Linked DNA regions of Homo sapiens: region 2 is linked to region 1. A link is a loop called in an ENCODE intact Hi-C map of the cell type or tissue named here. Cell type or tissue: heart right ventricle. All regions are shown on one strand. Each heading gives the region's core, and the rest is flanking DNA. Links, peaks and the distances in the headings are about the cores only. Region 1 overlaps EBF3 (EBF transcription factor 3). Region 2 has its middle 13 kb from the start of LINC02667.

Region 1 (10,342 bases), core at 872-8,871:
GCAGAGATGCCAGCGAGTGGGACGCCGGAGACGGTGCCATCTGGAACCGCCCCGCCGAGCCCGCTCCCAGCGCTGCATGGAGCCCCTGCGTGTGCCCGGCCTGCCTGGGCAGCCACAGCCCCTGCTCCCACCACCCCTACAGTTGGCCTCCCCACTTTGCAACAGTTGGACCTTGCACCTTCCATCCACCCAGCCCAAGCAAGGAGGGGGAGAAAAGGAGTATACACCTTCCTGGGCATTTCCAGAGCTCCTTGGGAAACAGACCGGGATGGCACGAGCAAGTGATGGGAGCCAGAGTGTGGTGTTGGCTTAGCAGCTACACCGACATCCTGGAATCATTTGCAGCCCTTGGAATGCACGGGTGAAACAGGAGAGATTTATCTGTTCATAGTTGGGATATGTGGACAATGGGTGTTCCTAATGAAGACCATCTGCTTTTGTGTTTTCCCAGAAAACATTATTCCACGAGGAAAATGATACTCCCATCCTTTTCAGCAATACCATTAAAAATCATTTGTGTGTGTATGTACAGAAGGTGTACATGTGTGTTTGTGTGTGTGCACTCTTCCTTTACTTGCATTTGGTTCTCTGCAGGTCACACAATCTACCATAGATACTTTTTTCCTGTAGTATCTCTTTATTGACCATGCTTTTTACTTTACAATGTTATGTTTCTTCTTTGCTCCGTAAGTTGTTATATTATTTTAAATATACTGCATATAGTTATAACCATGGTGCTATTAAAAACTTGTTCCTCTAGCAATGTTTTATGAGAAAGAAAACAGTTAACATAAGTGAAACCTTTGCAGTGCATGAAATGGTTTTGTAATGGGAAACAGCCTCACTTCCCCCCCCCCTTTTTTTTTCTCTGAAGGGTCTTCATGCCATTCATAAGTATTTAATGCTTCTGAAAGATAACTGAACTAAATTGTGTAATTAATTGATTTAAGGCATCAGAGTCTATAGAATGTGATTACCCTGCCAGAGCGAGGAGCTTACTTCTCTGTTCTCATAACACAGAAAGGCAGTCTCAACGTGCCGGGAGAGGCTCGGTGTGGGTTGGAACAAATGTGGGCCCATTGATCTCAATTCAGGTTGGAATTATTGGTTTATATCCTCAGGACAAATATGCCTTATCTGGTCAGAACCTGCTAAATGTATCCAAAGGCCACAAGGAGCCGGCAAAGCACGTTGTATATAATTCTTTTTTAAGCCAACTAACCAAATGAGACACTGCTGATGGGGACCTGGAAACTGACTCCCCAGTCTGGTGGGACATTTTATTCTGCAATACTCAAGAGAAAAGACAGGCTAGAAACTCAACATAAGCAACTAATTTTCAGAGGCAACATACACCCCACAGAAATGATTATCATTATGAAACTGAAACGCATCTCAGTTGCAAAAGACGGTGTCAGTCTAAAGAGATTGCCCTCCTATAGGTATTCCTCTTTCTCTGATTAATCTAACTTGCCCTAGTGAACACTAAATTCTTCATTTTTTTCACGTAGAAATATGCCGTAAGCTGGAGACAGTGCCAATACTGCAATCATTTCACAGGGATTTACAACAGACAACACAATGCTAATAGTACTTTGCCATTCTAAGTGACAGCTTTCTTAAGAATGCTAAAAATGTACATTGTATTTGTCATTTCATAAAACTACCCTCACCTTAAAATCCCTAAAATAGACGGTGATTAAAATTTCTATAAAATTGTCATATCTTTGAATTTAGGAGCAGAGCAGATTTTTCATCAATAATTAAGACCTCCAAAGCATTTATGCCAGGCGTAAATGGAGCTTCAATCCTCCTTATTCAAATAAACATGGTAAACCCATTAACCAAATGTTTTTACGTTTTTCCCCTCCTCTCATGCTTCTAGAATATCAAATAATCACACACTTCTCTTAGGTTATAAAAATATGAGTAATCTTAGCACATATTTTAATTAACCAAATATAAGACAACATTCAGACGAGAATTAAGGAATATATTTCTGCATATCTGGGGAAAATATTTCCCACCATATGATGAACACTGAGTATTAAAAGTTATTCAGCATCAATAGTCAATAAAGGATTGAATGTTGCACAAATCCAAAGTGATTTTGAAGGGAAAACACAGCATCCAAAATGTGAGCCAAATCAACATGGCTACTTCATCATTGTGGCATGCTAGAAGTCTCACACTTTATAAACAAGTCCTCTTTTAAAATTTAAAGTATCACACAAAAGATGAAACACTTTCGCAATCCTTCATTTAAAGCCAACATGCACTGCCTTTTCAAGCAACTTAGACAAGACTCCAATAGTTCAAACACTTCTAGCCAATCAAGAAAATAAAATAAATTCAGTTACAAGACAATAATCTAAGGCTATATGATTTCCATGGCCACAACACTAAAGACAGATATAATTATATTGATTTTCATAGTTCGAGTTCTATAAAGTGTTGAACTTGTTCTCAATTGCCTGAGTGACAGCCACAACTGGTCAACCCTATTTGATTACTAATAAGAGAGCTGTCCCTTCTGTCAGATACCGAACATTCTCCACTAAGCAAACAGCTATTCCAGCTAGTTAAACATTAGCATTGCTCTCCACTGGTGGCGCATATTTCTTTAGGCTTAACTCATGGAGTTTTCCGGGTTTAATTTTTCAGACACTGGACAGCAAAGTTCATGATCAAAAGATAACTTTGTAATGAAAGCTGCGGAAATTCAACCCCTCTTCAAAACCGTCTAAACCTCTGCTTCGCAAAACTGGTGTCATATGTACACGTCTAACATTTATTCAATTTGGGTACCAATTTCAAAATCTGCAGTCAATCACACGCTGGGCCTTTTGCTGCTACCCATTGTTGGAAAGAAAGAAATCCTCCTCTCCTGCACGGCACCGAAACCCAGCGAGTTGGGAGAGGGCTGGGCGAGGAGGGTGGTGGTGTTTTTGTTGCTTCAACTAAAGCTATGCCAAATGCACATTAGCACCATTAGGGCTACTGATTGGTATCTTAAAAGGATGCAGCATTGCCCAAGGAATATGAGAAACAGCAAGATGAAGAGCAGCAAATGTAAAGAATGCATACAGCTAATCGAGTTATGAAAATTAATGTTGGAACATGTAACCAGCATGTGTAATTAGTTTCAATTATAACAAGTTTGGTTTGTTAGTTACATATTTGCTACTTGACATAAAACGACAGCTACAATTGGAAAAAAATTAGGACACATTTTGCAACTAATTGAGAGCAGATTAAATTCATTCTAACGCTGGGCAACAATTACAACAGTAACATCACCCAAGTCTCAACTTCAACTATCATCAGAGATAAAAATAATGTAAAAATGAAATACTTGTTAACAAATTAGCAAAAAGCATTTTATGACACATCTCTAGGTTTAAAGCCAGAAACTCTCTAGGCATAAAGTGCTCCTCACAGCGAGAGCAGTGGCAGATGAAACTGCTTCCCTTGACAACTCACAAGCAATTACTGAATCCCCACAGAGCGAGCCACCAGGTTTCCAAGTCAACCCACCTGTGCATGATAACACACGCGGACAACAAATGGTGCAATGCACAAGATGGGCTCGACACCAGCCTCAAAAATATGGAGCAACTGGAAACCAAGCAAGGCAAAACGTTTTGTTGCTGCTGCGGTTTTGTTTTGAAAAATAAAGAAGTCATCCTTACCTGTCAATGATTACAGGGTCTGAGGGCGTTTCGTTTCTATTGCCACAACTTTTCTTGTCACAGCACCGGCTGTGGAGCAATTGTAAACAGTGGTTTTAATATGCATTTCCCCCTTTTATGCCCGACTTGTATTTTTTTTTTTTTCTGACGTCTGACAATGAAGCGGTAGGAGTCAACTACCAAGGCAGTTTGGAGAATTTAAACCCAGTGAGTTCACGTGTTCTGCGGCTAAACTTACGATGTAACTTTCTACCGGAAGGAGCAAAGTTGAACCTATCTGTTAATACCAGGAGGGTAACCAGAGTACTATATAGATTGTGATGCTAAAATATGGAAAACATGTTGTCGGTGTTTGTCTTTGCAATGAACTGAGGAGAAGGGAAGGCAGGAGGCTTGGGAATAACTTTTCACAGCTTCGGCTTTTGTTTACCTCTAATTGTCAAGCTGTTATTTCTGGAAAAGATGCAAGATGCCACCTTCAACCAATATTTCTTTGGGGCATTTATTAATTATAACCACAAAAGCATGCATCCATCTATCACAAACTTCTATTGTTCCTTCTTTAAGCCTACCTTAACTCTGTTATTGAAACTTTAATTAAAGCAGAAATGAAACAAAAATGTTATGCTTCTTGCATTTTAAAAAAGCATACTTGTATAATGGTTACATGTCTAAATTAGCTAAATTAACACCATATGGTAGGCAAAGTATATAAAGCCTTTTAAAGCTGACAGCTAAAGTGATTAAAGAAAGTCTACAGTCTTCCACTTAGAGCTTAAATCACATCTGTGCGCTTTCTATGTTAATTGCAGTACATGCAGAAGTGGATAATAAAGAAATTCCACTTTATTGGTTGTAATTTATATTTATTACCTGATATGAGAAAAAGTCAGCTTTTGTATATTAGTGCTGTAACAATATGTCTGCTCAGAAATGGCATTTAGGCAACCGGCATCATAGCCAGGCGGAGTATGCCCCTCAGAGTATGCGGCCTGCTACTGTAGCCTGGAAGCCTGCAACGCTTTCCTTGCTATTCCTTGCAACTATATTTCACATGCCACACATACAAAGTCAATGATGCATTTTTATTTGCCATGTAGGGGTGAAACTCTTGTGGTAGTTAGAAAAAACAGGTGGGAAATTGCTCTTCTGACAGAGATCTCAAGTAACGGGCACGCTATCTAACAACGACACGAACGCTGCATCGCTGCTCTAGGGAAGAGGTTAACTGACAGAATCACAATCCAATTCTCACATACACGCGCGCTATAGTAAGTACAAAAGAGTTTCCTTTTTATCAATAACAGACAATTGTATATCTCAGGATGCGAGCGCCTGAGAAGGAAGTAGTAAAATGATTCCGAGTGATCCCTGACTCCTCCGGCACCGCGGACGGATGCATCACCCAGACCTGTTTTCATTTTTGACTACACTGCAACGACACGGCCCACATATTAATCCGCTCTGCTGAGCAGCGGGTCGCGTTGATCGTCAGCGCTGGGGGGAAGGAGCGCGGGCTCCTCCGCGGCCCGGCGCGCGGCCTCGGGCCGATTACATTTCAATCGATGCCCTTCCCGGAGCTGGGCGGGGTGGCGGCGCCTGGACGCGGCGTCCTTTGTAGACGCAGCTGGCGCCGAGGCAGCCCGCGCCCCCGCCGCCCGCCGCCCGCCGCTCACCTGCACATGATCTCGTGGGTCAGCAGCACACGGCACATCTCCGGGTTCTTGTCCTGGCCCTCGTAGACGATGGCCTGCGCGAGGGACAAGCAGAGGCTGGGGTTACGCGGCGCCCGCGGCTTTGGCGCCAAATCGCCCCGGGCGCTGCAGGCCTGGCTGGCAGCAGGTGCACCACGCTCGAGGGGAGGCGATGCGCCCCCCTCCCTCGGCCACCCTCCCGATGGGGTCACCCTCGGAGCTGGGCTAGGCCGCGATGGCTTCTCCCTCCCCTGCCTCCCAGCCTCCTCCCCCGGGCGCCCGCCAGGCCTGCGAGGGGCCTTCGGCTGCAGGGAAGGCGCCGACTGGGCTCGGGCCGCGGGGAGGGCAGGGCGAGGGAGGCCGGGGCCGGGGCGCAAGGAGCGAGAGCCCGCTGGCACCGACCCCGGAACCCGGGGCTCCCGGGCCCCTTCGGCATTCCGCGCCGCCGCCAGGCCGCGTCCTCAGGCCATTGTCTACAACGAGTTCCAATCTGCATGTTGGGAGAGGCCGATCAGAACGCCCCGAGGCTAAAGAAGCAGGGAAGGATGGTCGCGGCGCAGGAGCAGTTTGCCAAGGGCCGAGGGCCGCGCCCGCCCTGCCCTGCGCGCTCCCCCGGCTCTAGCAAGTCTGGCGCCCCGCGGCTTCCCGCGGCTTCCCGCGTTCCAAACCCAGGCGCCCGCGGGGAGCAGGCCGCCCTGGACCGGCCGCCGTCCCGAGCTCCCGGGGCCTCCCTGAGTGGTGGGCAGCGACCTGGCCTCTGCACGCTGCGGGCGGCCTGGGAGCCCAGGCGGGAGGCCCAGGAGCAGCAACCGCACGTGGGCCGCGGCGTCGCCAGCGCCCCGCAGGAGTGCCGGGGCCCCAGGGCGCCCGAGCCCGCGCGGCCACGTGCTCCTCGCCGGATGATATTTGGAAAGAAAGTGCTAATGGCCAATCTGGTGTTTATTTTGAAACTGCTAACAGTGATTTTTCTCGGGTAAAAAGGCAGTCTCTGCGCGCACGCTCGGGTGGGTTTTGAGCAGAGGCTCCGCCAGATGGTGCGAAGCCCTAGGTGCGCTCACGGCCGCGCTCAGCCCGGCTCCGCCGCTGGGAACCCGAGCTGGGGATCGGGAGCCGCCCGCCCGGGCTGGGCCTCCACCACTGGCCTCGCGAAAAAACAGAAAAGAAAAAAAAAAAAAGTCTACTGGGGGAGGGGCGGGAGGCTGGGGCCGGGAGCTCCAAGTTCCCTGCATAAAATTCCACGGAAGGGGGAGGGATGTCCTCTTCTCCGGTTCCCGCCCCCACCCCTGAAAATTATCTGGAAATTCCTTCCAACCTCCCCGGGCACTTCTGACACTTTCCTCTACTTCCAGGCGGACAAAGCCCTTTCTGGTGAAAGCCCGGGGCTGCCCTCCTGGGAAGAGGGAAGGTTCCCCGCGAACCCCGCTCACCCAGCCTCCTGCCTGGACCCGGCTCAGAACCACAGAAGTGATGGGTGTCACCGCAGGCCAACGAGTCGCCTGGCGCTGCAGGGCGCGTGGCCGCGGCGGGCACCAGCGCTTCTGAGAGAGTGGCTTGTCCTCCGATGGATCGCCGTATTTATATTTGATTTATTTTTTATTTTGTAGCACAAACAGAAATCCATAAACTGTCGGTTCAGCGCCATTGACTCTTTGATCAGTTACTGGGCTATTTCTTTCCTTTTTTTTTTTTTTTTTTTGCCCCTCCATGCCCGTCAGTGAGAGGAGATTAAATGCCTTTATTTTCAGCCCTGTTTATACTGCAAAGGTACAAGGCTAAATGAACAATAAAAGTGTACTTAAAACGAAGCCTCCTCCTCCTCTGTGCAACAACAGAGAAACTTAGGGCTGCCTACATAAACCTCTTAATTAGACTATAGCGATTTCCGAAAACATTTAGCCATTATATACAAAGGAAATAAAATCACCCTGTCAACCAGCAGCCGGAGTTCCAGAGGCTTCTCTGAATCGAGTGAAATAATTACAGAAGGGCACACCGCCTCTGTCTTTGTCAGAAAGACCTTAGTTTACCTGTCAGATCTGTTTTACTCTAAGAGAAAAGCACACTGGTTTACCACTGCAGGCATTAAAATCTAACACCCTTGCTACCTAGGTAAGGACAAACTTTTTAAAGGGGAAATAAAATGTGCAAACTAATTGCATGCAGAGAGTGGGAGGCATATGTGCTGGGCTGCAGGAAGCCCCAACGAGCTCTCCTTTACTTGGCTCACAATTCTTAAAGTTAGCATCAAAACCGAAGAAGCCACTTTCATTTCTAAGTGTGAAGTCCAGCTTGGAAGTATATTTTAAAACAATCTGTGCCGAGTGGATTTAATCTACAAACTGGACCTGCCCCCCTCCCCACCACAACACTCTATTTTAAGAAAATGGGGGCGGGGGGAAATCTTTAAAACAACCAAATCAACAACAACACACCACCCAGCACAAAACCAGCAGCCAGAGACTGCACAATGTCAAAAAGCAGTGACGCACTTTTCTCCACTTAATCACATTACTGATAGCCAATAGTTATCATCGGAAAAGTTGACCAAGACAGGTTAAATAATTTAATAAGGAACTGCTTGTAATTATGTTATTTACAAGGTATGACAGAGGGTGGGAGAGGGGGCAGAGCAGTGGACGGGTTGGAGTGACCCCTGGAGCTTGGAGTTTGAATTATGGAGCTGGGGGGCTGCGAGGTGAAGATGGACTAGAGGAGAACAAGGTGACTTTTCACCCCAACACATTTAACTTTTAAATCCAAATAAACGTCTCGTGTTACTAGACCATCACACTGGAAAGGAGAAAAAAAATGAACTAATCAAGTCCAACTCGATGGGCTTAGGAGTTAGCTGCCTTTGTTATAGGAAAAAAAATCCAAATGAACTGATTCCTAGCAGAGAGAGAAGCATTTAAAAATAAACAAGAGGGGGGACATCTTGAAATTTTTGTCAAATATTAATTACCATAATTAATTAAGACAGAATATGATTCCAATCACAAGACATTTAATAAAGCATATATGTCCTGTTCTAATGACAACATAAACTATTTTACCAATCGCTTCATTCATTCCAATAAATATGGAATTCTCATTAGCATGTCAAGGAAACTCAATGGAAAACAAATACACGAGATCCATTTGTCAGTGCCCTTGCCTCTGAAGCCCAGGACAACCCAGGCCCAGCAGTGAAAACTCGTGCAGAGGCATAAACTTTCTCACCTGTTTGGTCATTGAATCTATGAGGCGAACATACAGATCTTGCTCTGTTCTGACTCCTGCAAAAAAACAGAGACAAATTCTCATCAGGATTTGAGTGCTGCACCTCGGGGAGGGCACACGGAGCACAGGAAGTCTGTAACTCAGGACTGCTGCCACGGTGATGCAGCAGAACTTAGGCAATCCCTTTGAAAGGGAGAAAGAGAACCCCACCACTTCTCGCTTAATTTTTTTTTTCTTTTCTTAACTAAGAACCTTAAGGCTCTTAGGGCTTGCATTTCAAGGTGCAAGGAACTTGCCTGGTGGAGAGCAGGCCTGGTAGCTGTGTGCGGTGGGCCCATGTGGTCGTTTATTTTTAGAAAAGAAAAAGCACCAAATGGAAACTGAGTGAGAGGCTGAACTCTTTCTAATGTCTCTCGAGGATTTAAAAAAAAAAAACTCGTTCACAGGAAGTAAGTTATGCTCCGTTTATGGAGTTACCCCCATCCTAATAATTAACATTAATTTGCAAAATTGAAAAAAGTCACTTAAAAGTGATGTTCTGCTGGAGCCCGTATCGATCTTTTTCTTACTTTCTACTTCAAGCCCCACCGGTTAATCATGTGAAGTGCCATCGACTTATTGATCGTTTATGTTTTGTTTTCCTTCTATGCCATGAGAAGATTTCGTGTTTACATCCATGTCATTTTAATCTCAAATCTTTATGTCCTTTCACCAGCGCAGAAAAGGAGAGCCAGCCGCTGCAGGGGCGGCGAGCACGCAGCAGGCACTTACCGTTGCTGTACAATAACTGGAGTTTATAGTGGATGCCGTTGTTGGTTTTCTCGTTGTTTGGCTCCTGAAAGTAACGATAAATAATTGCATTTAGTGCGATCGGTGTCAGGCGCGGCCACCACGCTCGGTCCCCCTCCGCGACCGAGGCTCTCGGCCTCACACATGGCAGGATTCCTAGCTCGAAGCAGCGCGGTGATGTCACTTTCCTGCTGGAAGCCCAGCGTTCTCCTCGCCCCGAGTAAGTCCGAGGGCGCAGAGAAGTTGCCCAGCCCTCGGCGGTCCCGGGCGGCCGCACGTGGCGGCGGCGGGGTGGCCTGGCGGAGCCGAGCCCGCCGCCTAGGGGGGCACTCGAACCCCCGCGCACCGGCACCGCCTGCCTCCCGCTTCTAGAAAGAGAGAGGGTGTGATCGTGTGTTTGCACTTACTTTCTCTTTCTCCACAAAGTCCACAAAAGCGGTCCTTTCAATCTCCACCGGCTGCCCCTGCCTATCGTAGAGCGCCAGCACGAAGTGGAAGAAATTGGATTTCCGGAGGTTGGAAGGCGGCTGCTTCTCGAAGTGCGCCCGCGCCAGCCCCACGCCGCTGCGGGAGGAAAGAGACAGCGGCCCGGTGAGGAGCGCGGCGCCGGCCGGCGGAGGGGGCCGGGCCGGGCCGGGGCCGGGGCCAGGGCGCGCGGGGGCGGCCGGTACGTACCTCTGGGCGGCCGTGTTGGCGTCCACCACGCCCGCCGTGTGCATCCACGAGCGCACCGGGTTCATGCCGCTGCCCAGCGGCTCCTCCTTCATGGTCGTCCCCCCGCGCGGAATATTCTCCTGAATCCCAAACATGAAAACTGCTGGCGGCGGCCGCAGCTCCCGGCCGAAAGCGTTTCCTCGAGCAGCGGCGCTCGGGGCTTGGCGGCAGGCGGCTGCCCTGGCCGCCCTCGCCCTGCTCGGCGCCTGCGGTCCGGCCCCGCCGCCGGCTTCA
Region 2 (10,342 bases), core at 1,412-9,411, 1.0 Mb before region 1:
TATTTATTGATTATATACATGTATACATGTATGTGCATGTATGTACACACATTCACACATAAGCATACTCTCTTGGCTTTCTATCAAGGTGTGTATGTATATCACCATGTGACATAGATACAGATGGCACATGTAATACGCCTGCATCTGTACACACACACAAAGAGCCCACCATGGGGTCTTGGTTTCCGAAATGCAGATGGATAGTGTTCTCACTGCACAGCACCTGTTTCACCAGAGTTCTGTGCACTTAGTCCCTGCTCAGCCTGCAACTTTCTGGTTGTCCACCCAACGCAGACTTTTGTTGCCTGTCAGAACAGAGCTCCTGATGTTCCCAGATCCCAGGTCAAAATCCCTCCCCTCCTTCCGGGATTCTGCATCTGGTGCTGACTCCCAGATTTTGACTACAATGGGGGTGAGGGGGAGCCATTACTCCCCAGCTGGGCAGCAGCAACTTGCGCTCTCTTGGTCACAGCCTACCCCGTGGCTCAGTGGCCCCTGAGCTCTCCCAGGCAGGACTGGGCAGCATTCCAACTCCTGCAGCTTCAGAGTCTATGCAGTTCATGGAGGCACCTCCTCTCACTGGACACCCTTTCTCACCTTGGGGGAACAGAGGGCAGAGCACCCACAGGATGCCTGCACAGCATGGGTACCTGGCTATAGCTCCATTTACGACCGCTCTGTCCTTAATGTGGCTGGAAGTCTGAGACTTGTGGGATCTGTTCTTAGCCACTTCCTTTGTGAGTTCTGCACACCCCAATCTGCCCGACACTCACTTTGGCATTTACTTTTATCAAATTTAAACTGAGTGGAGAAGAGTTTATTATCTCGTTCAATATCCTTTACCAAAATTATTTGGTGATGAAACAGATGAAGAGAGGGGAAAACCAATCTTTTCCAAGAGATCTTTGCAGGCAAACACCCAAATTTCTGAGGCCTCAGAGTCCCTTCCACATGGAGCATCTAGAACATTCTACACTAATCACTGGCCACGTTATGACAGAGCCAGACACAAGAGCAGCCCTTGCTGGTCCAGAGTTAACTCAAACACCCTATGAGTGCCTCAGCCACATGAAACTTTATTGACAAGTGACACCCGGTCTGTTTCAGGGACTTTGGGGGAAAAACAGTCTCTGGGGCCCCTTCTCCATCTTTTGAAGATGTAGACGCTCAGGCAGGCAGATGGGGTTGGCAGCTTGCTCTCTTGATGCAACTCCAGGTCAGTGTTGGGACTGCAGCTGCCCCAGCAGGTCATCTGCTCTCTGAATATTATGTGTTAAGAAATCATAGTTGGGCAATGTGTTCCCAGAATCACTGTATTCTCCAAGTATAGCTTACATATGTCATTGCTTGTATTTTATGTTCCTTTGACCTGGCTGTTACTTTCCAGTTGTTTCAAAAGCTTAAGACTGTTTTGTTATAGAGCTGGAACTTTTTAATACATGGCAGCAACATTTCATAAAATTGCAATGTCTAAAATGTCAAGTGTAATTGAAAGAATTTTGTATTTATTTCAGCTGTAAAACTGAAGGGAAACATTTGTATTACTTTTAGTCTTTTGTAATGCTCTGTGTTGATTTGTTTATTTTGCGAAAGGCACTACCCTAGGCTCCAGGTTTTCAAGGCGAGGTAAGAGCCAGCCCCCGCCCCGGGCGAGCATGGGAACTCCCAGATTCCTCGGGGCATCGCCTCTGGGTGGCATGGTGTAGGAACACACTTCCTCCTGCATGAACTGCAGTAAGAATCGCTTCAGACTCAGCCGGCAGGGACGCTGGATGCTTCAGCCATTTCAGACCTTCAATAATGAACTGCTCCAAGCCAGTTGGAAATTTAAGAAACTTGGACTGGAGACCATTTGCAGGATCCAACAGAGAGTGGTGACCTTCACCAGCCCCTTGTGAAACCTGAGATCCCATCTCTTCAGCAGGCAGTGGGGCGGGGACCCAAATGGAACTGAATGGGGGCTTTGCTCTGCAGTGCTGACAGTCTAGAGGAAGGCACAAATACCAACAGAATCTGAGCATTCCCTGAAGCCATTTCAATATGCAGTGCAGGTATAAATGGAGTGTCCATGCACCCACTCCTGACCTGCAGCTGGAAAGAGAGACGCCCGAGGGATAGTGTGGAGGGAGTAGGCGGGTAGCACCTTCTCCTGCTGGGTATGTGGCCTTGGGCAGGTCATCTAACCCAACAGAAGCTCATGTCCTTGTCTGTGACACAGAAATGGTGACAGTATCACACCTACCTCTTGGGCAAGTATTGAGTGCTCTCATATGTAAACGCCCCAAGGCCATGCTGGGGCACGCAGCAGCAGCCACTTATTGAGTCTCCAGCAGTCGGAGGAACAATTTCATGGGATGAAAAAAGCTGATTCCTTTAGTCAGTTTCAATCAAGAAACCTGAGCCTAAGGAAGAAGGAAAGTCCCCCATACCCCCAACCAGGAGCAAATAGTAGCCTGGGGCCCAGTGGTCACAGACAGCAAAGGATGTAGGGGTAGCAGCATCTTTGATGATGGCTGGGCAGTGCTACATGGAGCTGGCTGGTTAGCTTGGTTCCTGAAAATTGGAGCCTATTTATCATCTATCTATCTATCTATCTATCTATCTATCTATCTATCTATCTATCTATCACTAACTAGCTATCTTATCTATGCAGTCCTCCTTTCACTCTCTCTCTTTCTCTATCTTTGCTTCTATCTCCTTCTCTCTTCTCTCCCTCTCCTGCTCTCTTTGATCTCCGTCTTCTCTCCATCTTCTGCTCTCCCTCCTTCTCTTCTTCTGTCTCCATGTCTATCTCAGTCCCTAGATCCCACAGCACATCAGATCTACTCTCTTCTCAATCATTTCAATTCACAGACAGGGAAACAGAGGCCTGGAGACGGGGAAGGGGGCACCAGCAGCTTCCCATTGTCACACTGAGATTGGTATGGCCAGCTCAAAACTCAGACCTCTGTGCTCTGGAACAGCAGTCTCCAAGTGCGGGGTGAAGAAGCTTCAATGGGTATGGGAAGAAAACATTAAAATTTCTATTTATAATTTTTGCAACTCATGGTTTTAGAATTTGTATTTTGTGTATGTTTTATAAAGCATACCATACAAGACATATCTACTAATATCTATCTATCTGTTTATCTGTCTATCTATCATCTATCATCTATCTATCTATCTATCATCTATCTATCATCTAACTATCTATCTATATCTATCTATCATCTATCTATCATCTATCATCTATCATCTATCTATCTATAATCTATCATCTATCTATAATCTATCTATCATCTATCTATCATCTATCTATCTATCATCTATCTATCATCTATCATCTATCATCTATCATCTATCTATCATCTATCTATTGTCTATCATCTATCTATTATCTATCATCTATCTATCATCTATCTATCATCTATCTATCTATCTATCTATCTATCTATCTATCTATCTATCATCTATCTACTTAAAAGCACATCCATATACTCACACCGAGGGTAATATTTTGCTGACGGAAGTGTGATTGAAGTGTTTGGTGACCAGTGTCACCTGTTTATTGTGGGTAGGTGGGTTTGAAATTACTATCAAACCTGTCTCCTGTTGTTTAGTATTGAAACCTGTTTCTCCAGAGTTGGGTGCCTAGAACTGGGGACATACAAGTTGCTGCTGCTGACCATATCTAGAAGGATGGAAGGCAGCTAGACATTCCATAGGCCAACTGGTTTGCATAGAGGAGGTACGACTGCTTCTGAATCTCGTCTCACCTATAAGCATCCCAATACACTTCTATTTCATGTGGTCAAGATCATTCCCCAGCCAAGGAGATGAGGTGCCCCCAGCTGGTTGCTTGTCAGTCACTGAATCCCTTGGGCTCTCTCTGTGTCCCGATTATTGCCGTTGCCTGGCCTGGGTGTTGCCTGGCCTGGATGTTGCCTGCAGGAATAGCCGGAGGAGGCTGCTCACCCATCAGTGCTAGCTCTCCAGCCCAGCTGCCTTCCACTGGTTCCTGGATACAGCATGTCATATCCCCACAGCAGGCAGAACTCAGAGGCCAGGAACAGGTTATTCTCAGGAAGGCACAGCTCAGACTCCATACCTTTCTTCTGGCTGGGCCCAGAGGCACTTCTCACGCATTCCTTGGCTCCAGTAAGGGTCCTGAGGACACAGCAGTTAGACTCAAAGCTCATCTTGAGTCTAGGTTTCCACATCTGACTCAAAGCTCTTTAAAGTGGCTTATGCAATTTTCCAGCTGAAAACTCGGGCCACCTCAGACTCCACCAGCAACAGAAGTTGAGAAGGCTAACTAAGGACCTTGAGGTGCTCAGTGCTTTGCATTCCCACTGCCAGTGACAGTCACCAGTGTTTCTCCCTTACATTCAGTCCTCACGTTCATGTCCCCAGCCCAGTGCCAGCCCAGCAAGTGAGCCAGTGTTTTCGCACACATGGAGATGCCTCATAGCCAGGGTGGCCTTATGACTGATCTTCTGAACTGGGACATTTGGGAGCACTAAACTGATTAAAGCAGGTGAATAAGCATAAACTATAGATGTGCCAGAGTCCCCTACTTAGAGGAGACTGTATGGGCCACCAAGGCAAACCACTCACTTGTGCTGGGAGTAACTTGGGCCCATTTGCAGATGGTTCTGTTTGCAAATGGCCTGTCTGGCTCTGTTCAAAATTCGAGTCCTTACCACACTGTGAAAGAGATCTGTTAGCCAAGCAAAATTATTGCTCCTTAAGGAAAGCTAAAATGTCAAAGTAGTGGACTCTTTACAAAGTCAAGCTGATATGGTTTGTTTGTGTCCTCATCCAAATCTCATCTTGAACTGTAGCTCCCAGAATTCCCTCGTGTTAGGGGAGAGACCCAGTGAGAGATAATCAAATAATGGGGGTGGTTTCCCCCATACTGTTCTCATGGTAGTGAATCAGTCTCACTAGATCTGATGGTTTTATAAGGGGTTTCCCCTTTTGCTTAGTTCTCATTCTCTCTTGCCTGCCACCATGTAAGACGTGCCTTTTGCCTTTCACCATGATTGTGAGGTCTCCCCAGCCATGTGGAACTGTGAGTCCATTAAACCTCTTTCCCTTTATAAATTCCCCAGTCTGGGATATGTCTTTATTAGTAGCATGAGAAGGGGCTAATATGCAAGGCATTTGGGTTCAGAGATTTTCTTTTATGCTTTAGTAAAAGGACAACACTTCTCAGGGAAATCTCACCTCACTGCAGTAATTTCAGTCCCCTGCAGTCAAAGCCAGCATTCTGGTGGCCGTTTCTGAGTTTTGCTCAGGTACCTCTGTAGCCACAGATGTGGCCTAACACAAGCAACCCTGGGTGCCCACACCAGGCTGCATCACACGGTCTATATTTTCTTTCTTTCTTTCTTTCTTTTTTTGAGACAGAGTCTCACTCTGTTACCCAGGCTGGAGTGAGCCTGTCTAATTTTTTGTATTTTTTTTAGTAGAGACGGTGTTTCACCATGTTAGCTAGGATGGTCTCGATCTCCTGACCTTGTGATCGGCCCGCCTCAGCCTCCCAAAGGGCTGGGATTTCAGGCGTGAGCCACCGTGCCTGGCCCACACGGTCTATATTTTCTAAGCCATGGAGCCCAGGCTCCATGAGATCACACTCCCGTGTTGATTTTAAGTGGGCATTTGAAATGCTTCTGCTGAGCTTCTGACTCGTGCTTTATCTCCAGCCCCCGCTCTGTGCTGCTGCGGGGTAGGTCTGGCCTGCGGCCTGTGGACTTCATTTAGCAGCCTCGGTCCTGCTGTCCAGGGGATCGTTGGCCCTGGGTCCTGACGCGGAGTTTAATACGTTCATAAACATGTTTTCAGTGATCCCTGCTCCCTGATATCTGGCATATTAACAAGTAAGTGCTGCTAGGGGAATAGAAACCAGAATTAAACCATCAGAGTCATATTTGGGGGGAAATCCTTTCCCTCTTCTGATTGCAGGCTAGGTTTTTTTAAATTTTATTTTATTTTAATAAAAAACAGAAGTGATGAATAGCTCCACCTTCTCCGGCACTAAGAAGGGGGTGCTTCAGATGCATGGAGTTCTCCTCCAGAGTTAAAATGTTGACAATCTGGGAAGCTTTTGTTTGTTTGTTTTAATTCCGGAAGCCAGTTTCAGATGATGAGGAAGAAAGGAAATGTGATACGGCTGAAAGACAAAAAGAACATATATACCAGACACAGATTTTAAAAAACAAAGCCCATCATTATACCATGTAGGAAGGTGAGATTTTTTTTTTTTCCAGAGAAGAACGTGTAAGTGGTCTGCCCTTGTCTGAAAACCTGGACAAGTGACACAGACTTTCCACCCATGGTGTTTTTAATTCCTCTGTCCATGTCACATTATAGGAAAATCACCTGGGTCTTAGAGAGGCAGTATCTATTAATTCAATTGCACTCATTGCGAAATACACATGAGGTATTTCAATCTGGCAAGGTATACACCATCCACCTTGAACAAAGGCCAATTTTTCGGTAACCAGAGCCACCAGAGGCCAGACTTCGTCAGAGCTTGAGGTTTAAACCCCTGTTTATTTGGGTATGGCACCAAACGAAGCATTTTCTTTATGTTCCAGCAGTTTCTGGAAAACCAGCTGTTCTAAATTTGGTTTAAAACATTTGTTAAAGTCACCAATAAATGAAAAGGAGAGGGAATCGAGCTGGCTTTGCAATAGGAAAAAGCTCTCACGTTTCCTTAAACAAGACGGGTTTTCCTTCTAGACTGGTTTTGTAGTTGGGCTTGTCTTTAGGGGATTGTTTCTGTCCAGGATTGAAGGGTTTTTCCGCTTCCATCCTCCACGCTCCAGCCCGGCCCAGCTGCCCCGAGGTTAGAGAGCTGAGGACCGCCTACGGCAGGCCAAGGGGGCGGGATCAGCCCAGCCCTCGGAGGCAAACTCAGCCCAGGGAGCGCGGAGCCCCCAGGCCAGCTGGGGGGCACATATGGCAGTGTCACCGGCTCCTCACCTGTGTCCACAGGTATCCAGGCTCCGGAGCTTTCTCACGGTGAAGGTGATTGAGTGAGCCGCCGAGCGGTGGGGACAGAAATCTTTGAGTGAGGAGCACTGTTCCAACATGGTATTGAAATCATTCGTCTGGAGTAAAACGCTGGCCTCTTTCTGGGCACGGCAGGGCCTAGAGCGACAGGACCTGCACTCTCTGAGACCGCCCTTGGTTCTCAGAAAGTGCGGGGCCGGGGGCCCCATCACCGGGAGGGGTGCTGCCCTGAAATGCTCTTTGCAGAAAGTTTCAGCCGTAACAAATGAGCACGCACCGCGCACCAGATCGCGGACTCCGGGATGGTGCCTGGAGGTGAGCAGATCTTCCTTCGCCGCACAAGCTGGAACAGACACACGGCACCTCCGAGGACATGCATGAACTGAGCGAAACGTCATCGTGGGATGGCAGCGTCTTGCTCCTGCACGCGGCACACACACCGCAAGGACTGAGGACTTTCTTTGAAACACCGCTTTTGAGTTCTGAACCACTGTGTTGAACAGAACGCCCACTTCCCGCCTCCCCTTCCCCCAGTCTCTGGCCCATGCTGGCCGCATCTCACACAGATGCCCTTCCCTCTTCCACCATCTGCGAGGCCCTCCGCCTTCAGTCTGTCTCACGTCCCAGGTGGGTCTGCTCTTGTCCCCTTGAACCCCAATACCCTGTTCCTACAGTGGACACCTCATTAACTCTTCCAGGTACAAATCTCTCCTCTCTGCTAGAGAGCAAGACCGTGTGGGTCCCACGGCCACCAGGACAGAAGTTATCCCTACAGAAGATTCAATGAGAGGATGTGGATTCCTTGCCACTACTAGAAAATATAGTGCCAAGTCCCACATCAGAAGTCTCGTGGGTGAAAACGCTTTTTCACAAGGAATTACAATATGTCACAGTGAAAAAACGTTTTCCAAGATTCAGCTAGGTGAGCAAAGTGAAGGCTGAATGCAAACCAGAACCATATTGTAGCCCTCCTGACATTTCCAAAATAGTGACCAATAAAAGTTGCTATTTATGCGTGCCCTACTGGTGACACTATTAAATCTTTTGGCTGCACTGTTCGGGGAAGGTTACAGGCTGAAAGCAGTGTGAATTGGAACCGTGTCTAAATTGGAATTTTTATCTGGCACCATTTGGCTTAAACTTGGATTGCTAACCTTCAGGATTTACTCATACTGGAATTATTCAACAGGGGGCTCACTGCTGTGTGGCATTTTTTTAAAAGTGTGTATGAAAAGAGAAAAACTTGGGCATGCTGCCGACACATACATTAGGTTTGGAAAGGGCTGTTCTCCCAACGTGGGGGATAAAAAGGAGACCTAATTTATTAGCATTTCAAAAATTGTTGCCGCCGCAGAACGGGTAAACAAGGCAATTGTGATTAATCTGAACTGAAAAGCCACATTTTGTTTATTAGATCTCTAAACCATCCAAGCTACATTTTTTGTAATAGTTCAGATTTTTTTCTCCCCCACTACCCTTCAGAAGTGACAGAGAAAAATCTCTTTCTTGGCTGAAGTAATCTCAAATAAATTAATATCATTTTTCATATAAATTTGTTTGGGGAAACTTGAAACTGTAGCATAACCTATTGATTTCATTATTTGAATTAAGTTCAAGAAATCCTACAGCTGTTTGCTGTCAAAATTTAAACCTACTGTCCATTTTCAGCTAGACACTTAATATACATTTCATCTGGTGGCCCAATAATGTTTTAATATAAAAGTACATGCTCATGAAACATATGCTCAGGGCTCCTCTGAAGCTTAATAGCAACAGAAGGGGTAACAATTAGCAGTTTTGTTTTCCTGGGTATACGTGGTCCAAGTTGAAAGTTTTTCCTGGGCTGCTTCCAGAAAATTTTGTTCCTCATTTCTTGACCTTTTTGGAGTTTGGAATCAATGAACCACATTGCCTTCCATGAGAGTGTCAAGCGTAGAATAAAAAATTGCATCACATCATTTTTCATCATGGCCAGATGAGGTCTGAGTGGAGGAACAAGGAACAGGAAAGAGTGAACATCTGAAAAATTGGCTCTGCAAGCTGGAATGTGATTCTGCTCTAAGGGGCCACTTTTTTTTCCCTTTCTTTCCAGAACGGGCAGGTTGTAGACAGATCTGGGTCTTAGCCTGCCACCCCAAGGGCCCCAGTGTCAAGAAATAGTGATAGAACACTGTTCATTTATGCAACATATGTAACACATATAGCAAATTATTAATAGCTCAATATGCCAATCTGCCACTGTGCATTTTTGACATAGTAGGGGCCAGAAGCACGGAAGTTTTGCAGCTCAGAAATGAAAATGGTGCTCCCGATGAAAATTAAACGCAGGTGCTTTGAGTTTGTGTATTTGAAAGCAAACATCACTAGCTTTTTTGGGGGGAGGGGGTCAAAAAGTTGCAATGCTTCCAGCTCAACTGAAAGGTTAATAGAGCTAATCTCTTGTGGATATTGGCATCGGTATTATTTATGTCATATTGTGTCACTTAATGCTAATTTCTGTGATGCTAACAGTTCTGTGAAGAGGCAATGATGCCTCTTACGGCGACGAGGGATGCTGCTGAGGAACAGAGAGTGGAAGCCACATTGCTTACAAAAGAAACAAAACCGAAGCCAAGGCATGGATCAGAGTCCCCAGCAAGCAGGAGCTGCTGTGTAGTCACCACATGCCACTCCCCTCATTATTAGCCACCACTTGGATTCACGGAGACAACTTCCCTCTCTCCATTGCAAACTTTCATCTTGTTTTTTCTTTTCTTTTTATTTAAATCAATAACAAAATCTTCTGTTCATTGCTTACCAATGAACACACAAAAAGCTTCCCTTTGTCTAGACTATCGCCTGTCTGAATTTCTGAACCGTCAGCCTCCTGTGTCCCTGCAGGGCTCCAGTTCCAGCCTCTGTTTCAGAGCCACTTTGCTCAGTGTCTGCAGGCTGGAAGGGCGTGTTTGAACTCTCTGCCAGGATAGGTTAGCTACTTCCCCTTGACTTTATTTTATTTATTTTTAAAACTACTTTATTAAAATATGATTGTCATATAAAAAGTTGTAGATATTTAATGTATAAAATGTGATGTGTTTGGGATAAGTGCACGGCTATGAAACCCTCAACACAATCAAGGCCATAACCTACCTTTCACCACTGGAGGAAGTTTCTTCCTGCTTCCTTTATTTTTATGTTTTAATTCTTTGATTTTTAAAAAATTTTGTGGTAAGGGCACTGAGTACAAGGTCTACCACCTTAGCAAAATTTTAAGTGTACCTACAGACCCTGTGTTGTATAGGAGATCTTAGGACTTTTTCATCCTGCATAACTAAACTTGGAGCCCTTGAACCAACATCTC

What was found. A loop is a pair of places that touch in the nucleus more often than their neighbours do. Peaks named below come from ENCODE experiments on the same cell type or tissue, not always from the same donor. Only the 100,000 strongest peaks of a DNase experiment are listed, where the experiment ranks them.
Region 2: it touches region 1 in a loop (2.9-fold over the local background); 1 of 110 quality-filtered maps calls a loop at or near these places.

Annotation. Positions count from the first base shown.
Region 1 is chr10:129,953,566-129,963,907 of GRCh38, forward strand. It overlaps EBF3 (EBF transcription factor 3), which reads right to left. Exons shown (of 17, transcript NM_001375380.1): 1 at 10,070-10,342; 2 at 9,802-9,958; 3 at 9,377-9,440; 4 at 8,606-8,661; 5 at 5,369-5,442; 6 at 3,693-3,761. The coding sequence starts at 10,203. Among named protein-coding and RNA genes, the nearest start is that of EBF3, 5.5 kb to the right of the region's middle. RefSeq lists enhancers at 4,673-5,345, 6,690-7,361 and a silencer at 6,784-6,988. In heart right ventricle, for the core only: a CTCF peak has its summit at 4,688; DNase peaks (open chromatin) are centred at 8,064 and 8,656; H3K4me3 peaks cover 8,000 bases; H3K27ac peaks cover 8,000 bases; H3K27me3 peaks cover 7,428 bases.
Region 2 is chr10:128,921,146-128,931,487 of GRCh38, forward strand. No RefSeq gene overlaps it. Among named protein-coding and RNA genes, the nearest start is that of LINC02667, 13 kb to the left of the region's middle. In heart right ventricle, for the core only: no CTCF peak of the experiment used is centred there; DNase peaks (open chromatin) are centred at 5,716, 6,876 and 7,291; H3K27ac peaks cover 2,501 bases; H3K27me3 peaks cover 313 bases.